Regions from separate parts of the Homo sapiens genome. Here region 1 is linked to region 2. The links are chromatin loops, found by intact Hi-C in ENCODE. Cell type or tissue: PC-9. All regions are shown on one strand. Links, peaks and the distances in the headings refer to the core of each region. The heading gives the core; the rest is flanking DNA. Region 1 has its middle 47 kb from the start of SH3GL2. Region 2 overlaps SAXO1 (stabilizer of axonemal microtubules 1).

Evidence for each region. Peaks named below come from ENCODE experiments on the same cell type or tissue, not always from the same donor. Only the 100,000 strongest peaks of a DNase experiment are listed, where the experiment ranks them.
Region 1: a loop joins it to region 2, with 13 times the contacts of the local background. A loop is called at or near these places in 16 of 110 quality-filtered maps.

Annotation. Positions count from the first base shown.
Region 1 is chr9:17,530,374-17,533,285 of GRCh38, reverse strand. No RefSeq gene overlaps it. Among named protein-coding and RNA genes, the nearest start is that of SH3GL2, 47 kb to the left of the region's middle. In PC-9, for the core only: CTCF peaks have their summits at 1,228 and 1,435 (motif pointing left); no DNase peak of the experiment used is centred there.
Region 2 is chr9:19,027,749-19,030,660 of GRCh38, reverse strand. The region is part of intron 1 of SAXO1 (stabilizer of axonemal microtubules 1); the gene reads left to right. It also overlaps the pseudogene PSMC3P1. Among named protein-coding and RNA genes, the nearest start is that of SAXO1, 4.0 kb to the left of the region's middle. In PC-9, for the core only: a CTCF peak has its summit at 1,625 (motif pointing right); no DNase peak of the experiment used is centred there.

The DNA.
Region 1 (2,912 bases), core at 158-2,657, 1.5 Mb after region 2:
AGGAAACTTTGCATTTCTCATTTTGCCAGCATCAGAGCGTAATGGTTCAGAGTGTAGCCTCCGGTACCAGATTGCCTGAGTTCAAATCCCACCTCCAATTCTTAAAAGCTCAAGCGTCCTTAGCTGAGTCATTTAGCCTCTGTGCACCACAGATTCCCCAACTGGGATAATTATGGCACATGCTCCATGGGGTCTTTATAAGAATTAAATGACTTTAGAACCGTGGCCAACCCCCTTCAGCACTATATACAGTCAGCTGTTATTATTTAGCTATTTTTAAGGATGAACTGCAGTTTATACTTATTTCTAAACAGCATCAGATACTTGAGGATTTGTTTTTCTTCTGTGCTCCATAAAAGTATGGCCAGTAGCTTTCCAAAAGTTTGAAGCCTTAGTATTTTCCTTTCCTGGTTGGTCCAGTGATCTTCTTGCCATAGGTCCCTAGAGTCTGACAAGTTAAGCAGGAGCAGCTGGCAGAGTGATGAGGCTGGAGGTGGTACTTGAGAAAAGCTGAAACTCCTAGGGTGTGGATGCCTTTGTGTGTCCCACGGGAGCTGGCTCTGCACAGGGGCACATGTGGCCTTCCTCTTGTCCCTGCCCCGAGGAAGGTGAGCTCCAGGGTCACCTGCTCTCCATCTGTTCTCAAACCCCTGGCGCCTCCAGGTCTCTTCACCTCTCCTCTCCAGGGTGCCTTTGCCACACCTGCCTCAAGATGACCGCGGCCCTAAAACCATTGTTAAGCAGAAGCTCCATCCCCCGGCCCCTGCACTCCAGCCCATCACCATGGCCAGGGAAAGACTGCACACAACCCCAGGGCCTAGTCTGTCCTCTCAAACTAGGAAGGGCTGACTTACAAACGTGAATATAGGAAATTATATGTGACACCAGCCTGGATCACATGGTGAAACCTCGTCTCTACTAAAAATACAAAAATTAGCTGGGTGTGGTGGTGTGTGCCTGTAATCCCAGCTACTTAGGAGGCTGAGCAGGAGAATCACTTGAGCCCGGGAGGCGGAGATTGCAGTGAGCCGATATCCCGCCATTGCACTCCAGCCTGGGCGACGTGAGTGAGACTCCATCTCAAATAAAGAAACAAAACAAGAAAAAAAAACTATATATAGCTTTTGGTCATTCTGCCATGAGATGAGAGAAAATAGTAAAAGCCAATTTAAAAAGATAGTCTGTCCTAATTTCAAGTCAAAGATGTAAAACGGCAATATTACTGGATTCACAAACAGAATCAGATCTTCTGATTAAGATCCAGAAGACAACCTTTTGAGTCATGTATCTCTGCGTGGTATCTCCTGACCAGCAGACACTGTTGGGGAAATTCTTTTTTCAAAGTGGAAACTTGGAAAACCATTATTTAATTTATGCAATTTAATTATAAAATTTAAAGAAAAAAAAAAGGCTGCCTATGTTGTGTGTTACTGCCCCCCGGTGTCCACTGCTGTTATTGACACGTGTATTTTATTTGAAAAGAACAGCACCCTGGTGGTGCTTTCTTGACTTCTCTTTCACTTTTAGTAAAAATTGCTTGCGTTGCTCACTGTTCAGTGAATTCTCACTGTCTTCCTGGGTCGAAAATGTGGTATTCAGAATAGTGAGCCTAAAAATTAAGGCAACAGCGAAACACCTGGAACACAACAAACTTGAGAGTAAGGATTGGGTAATCCGAGGGGTTGCTTTGAGTATTCAGCCCTGTGTTGAATATTTCAAAATGGATACTAATTGGAAAAAAGAAAGTCCCCCTAATTCCCAGTGAAAACTACTCAGGCAAATTTCTAAAACAAAGGCTTAATTGTCCTCCTCTGGCTACATTGCTCTTGGCTATTTCTTAGCATTTTCTGCTCTGGGGGTTGACAGAGGCAATTAACCACCAGTCCATCAGTTGGTCACTAGTTAACATGTCTGGTGAGAGATCTGATGGGGTAGAGAATGTATTCTATTCACCAAAAGCACGTACTTCAAGTAAAAAATAACAGGTAGATCTCAATGGTATTTAGGTATTTCCTTAGATTCCTGTAAATCCTGTGTCAATTTTTGTCACCAGTTGCTGCCCAAAGGTCCAGGTTAGGTTTAGAAGTATCTTCCTCACTTTTCAGCACATGTCACATCAGCTAAGCTGAGTCACCAAGTACACTCAACAAACCAATATCTTTCTTTACTCCTGTAAGGCCTCAAGGCTCTATAATGAATATAAGAGAAATCTGTGGCCGGGTGCAGTGGCTCACACCTGTAATCCCAGTACTTTGGGAGGCTGAGGCAGGTGGATCACGATGTCAGGAGTTCGAGACCAACCTGGCCAACACAGTGAAACCCCCTCTCTACTAAAAATACAAAAAAATTGGCCCGGCGTGGTGGCGGGTGCCTGTAATCCCAGCTGCTTAGGAGGCTGAGGCAGGAGAATCACTTGAACCTGGGAGGTGGAGCTTGCAGTGAACCGAGATGGCGCCACTGCACTCCTGCCCAGGAGACAGCGCAAGACTCCGTCTCAAAATAAAAAAAAACTGTGTCTGTGTTTATGAATGAGTGCAAATTTGTTATCATTAGATGTGTAAACACTCTATTTGTTCTAAATTAAATTGAAGCTTTTCTGAACCCCAGTCCTGTGGGGCTGGTGAGGCTTTCAATCAGGCTTACTATTGGGGTTTCCAATGACCCAACCCTCACCCTAATTTCAGAACTGACTGAGGGTCTGAGGGGTCTTATAAAGAACAGAACGTTCAGGAAATTCCTTCTGGCCTTTGACCCACATCTGTGGTCATGGACATGCTGTGAAAATAGATAAGGAAACTGAGTCCTAAAGTCATTAGATAATTTGCTTTGAATTTCACAGCAAATCCTTAGTGGGATCATTATGGAAAGGTGGGTCTTCTGAGCTTTCATGGATTATCACAGTTTAAAAATCC
Region 2 (2,912 bases), core at 184-2,683:
GATCTCTGCTCACTGCAACCTCCGCCTGCTGGGTTCAAACGATTCTCCTGCCCCAGCCTCCCAAGTAGCTGGGATTACAGGTACCCACCACCATGCTGGGCTAATTTTTGCATTTTTAGTAGAGATGGGGTTTCACCATGTTGGCCAGCTGGTCTTAAACTCCTGACCTCAAATGATCCACCTACCTTGGCCTCCAAAAGTGTTGGGATTACAGGCGTGAGCCACCGAGCCTGGCACATTGACTCTTTTCTAAAGTCTGGGTCCCTCCTCCATTGTAATCTTTCTTTAATTGGTCCCTTCCCTTTTATTCCGGTTACAACCTCCCTGGTTCTCTCATTTTTGTGTTTGGAAACTGGTCCTAAATTACCTTCCTAGTTTTTTTTTCTCCCATGATTCCCTTACATGAAACTACACCTTGAATTGGATCAGGTTTCTTGGCATCCCCTGAGTGGACCTGCTGATGTCCCTTTTCTGATCCTTATCCTTTCCCTTTCTCTAAAATACCTATGTTCCCTCCTCCTGCTGGACTTGTAAGGCCCGGTTTCACTTGCAAGTTCCCTGTTAACCCAGCCCTGTGGCTCCCCATCAAAGAAAAACCCCGCTCCGTGTTCTCATCCTCTATGCATCAGCATGCTTTATATCCTCGATTAATTATATGTACGCTGGGAAAACAGATATTTTCTATTTTTGTGTGTGCACTGTATCATAGCAACACAGTTTTCTTTATTAACAGCTAACACATATCTTTTTGAATGAATGGATGGCGTTTTTTGTTTGTCAAGGTCATAACATGCTGGACTGGGTTAGGAATGTAAGATTTAGAGATGTACTGTCCAGTATGGTAGCCAGCTGTGGCAATTTCATTTAAATAAATGAAAGTTAAATAAAACTAAAAATTCAGTTTCTCAGCTGCACAAGCCACATGTCAAGTGCTCAGTAGCTACTCGAGTATAGTCACTCCCATACCGGCACATGCAGATAGGGAGTGTTTCCATCACTGCGGAAAGTTCTGTTGGACAACACTGATCTTGAGTCTCATTATTTGGAAGTCTTGATCTCTCCCACCCCAATTAAATCCCTCCCACCCCAATTAAATCTGCTCAGTGACCGGTTGGGATGGAGCGAGGAATTTTATAGGTGTTTTCTAAGCTGTGGAAGTCTATATTTGGCTTTTCCAGTCTGAGGTCATGGGAAAAAGCAATGGGAAATCTGGAAGACAAGCATGCATGAAGAAGTCAGAGACAGCGCCCTTGAGTGGGAGGGGGAGACCGGGGTTCCTGAGTGAGTCACTGGTTCTCTCTGGGCTTCAGTTCCCCCATTTTTTAATCCTGGAGATTTGTGGAGACCCTCAGGGCTGCCAGGGAGGGAGAGAGGCACATTTATTCCCCCTTCTCTCTCACATTCTCTTCTTCCGAAGTTTTTCTTGAGCAAATAATTCTTTAATGTCCTTTCAACTTTAACTTTTGAGGACATTGTACTTGTTGGCGAGTGGGCTCTGGAGATGCTCAGAGGCCTGGATAAAAAGGTGTCCATCTGCAGGAGCAGCTGCCCACAGCTGCTGAGGAAAAGCCACCAATGGGTGACTCTCTTGGAGCAAGTTCTTATATTTGGCCACAAGATGGCAGACGTTTCCTGATCAATTCTCACTGCGGGTTAAACCAAATCAGCCTGAATGGAAAAGCAAAACCTTTGGAGTTCTGGATTTTATTTTATTTTTAAATAGATTTATCTTTAGTTTTCTAAAATGAGCAATTAGAGTTTAGGGTCCAGCAGAGCTCAGGAAAGTGGTACGCCTTTCAGAGTAGATGGCAGATTACGAAGTGAAAAGTGTTTCAAATGTCTAAATTTAAAGATTCCAATCACTTGTAAAACTTTTCAGTGAGCTTTGCTGGGCTAAAAAAAAAATCAGACATATTTTACTGCGTCAAGCTCAAGGCTTTGCCTCCACAACAATGCTCTACTTCTTTCCTTGAAGATCAAAATCTTGCAATTGGAATTATTACCATAGAATGTCATAATATTCTCTTTTCAACATAATCAGCACCAAAAAAGCAGAGTATTGTGGTTTGCAGAAACAGTAAGGTCAGCATCTAAATTTTTTTTGAAACTAATGTACCACTTAATTATCTTGACTTAAGAAGCTACATGGTGGGGGAGTGCTTTGAATAGAGTAACTCTAATTTTGTATATGAGAGTATAATGTTTCCAATTGCATCTGATTATCTCCAGCATTTCCTGTTATTGAAAAAATGCTACTCCGAAGAGTTTTATTTTTTATTTTTTTTGAGACGGAGTCTCGCTCTGTTGCCCAGGCTGGAGTGCAATGGCGCGATCTTGGCTTATTGCAACCTCCGCCTCCCGGGCTCAAGCGATTCTCCTGCCTCAGCCTCCCGAGCAGCTGGGATTACAGGCGCCCGCCACTACGGCCGGCTAATTTTTGTATTTTTTTTGTTTTGTTTTATTTTGCCTCTAAACCATCTTTTATTGCGCACTTCAGCCGCGAGTCCGGGGCTGGCCTGCCGTGCCCTAGGCGTAGTACTGTAGGTTGGCTTTCTTCTTGGCCTGGACCTCCAGGATGCCTTCCATGTAGTCCTCGTGGGTGAGCTCCGTGGCACCCCTGCGCAGTGCGATCATACCCGCCTCCACAGACACAGCCTTGCACTGGGCCCCGTTGAAGTCATCTGTGCAGCGGGTCAGCTCCCTCGCAGTTCACGTCAGGACTGACGTTCATCTTTTGGGAGTGGATCTGCATGATTCTGGCCCAGGCACTCGATCTTGCGGTCCAGGCCGCCCTAGCGTAGCAGGGCGGGGTCCAGGATGTCCACCCGGTTTGTGACTGCAATTACCTTAACTTGGGTGTTGGGCTGGAAGCCATCCAGCTGGTTCAGAAGCTCCAGCATCGTCCTCTGCAC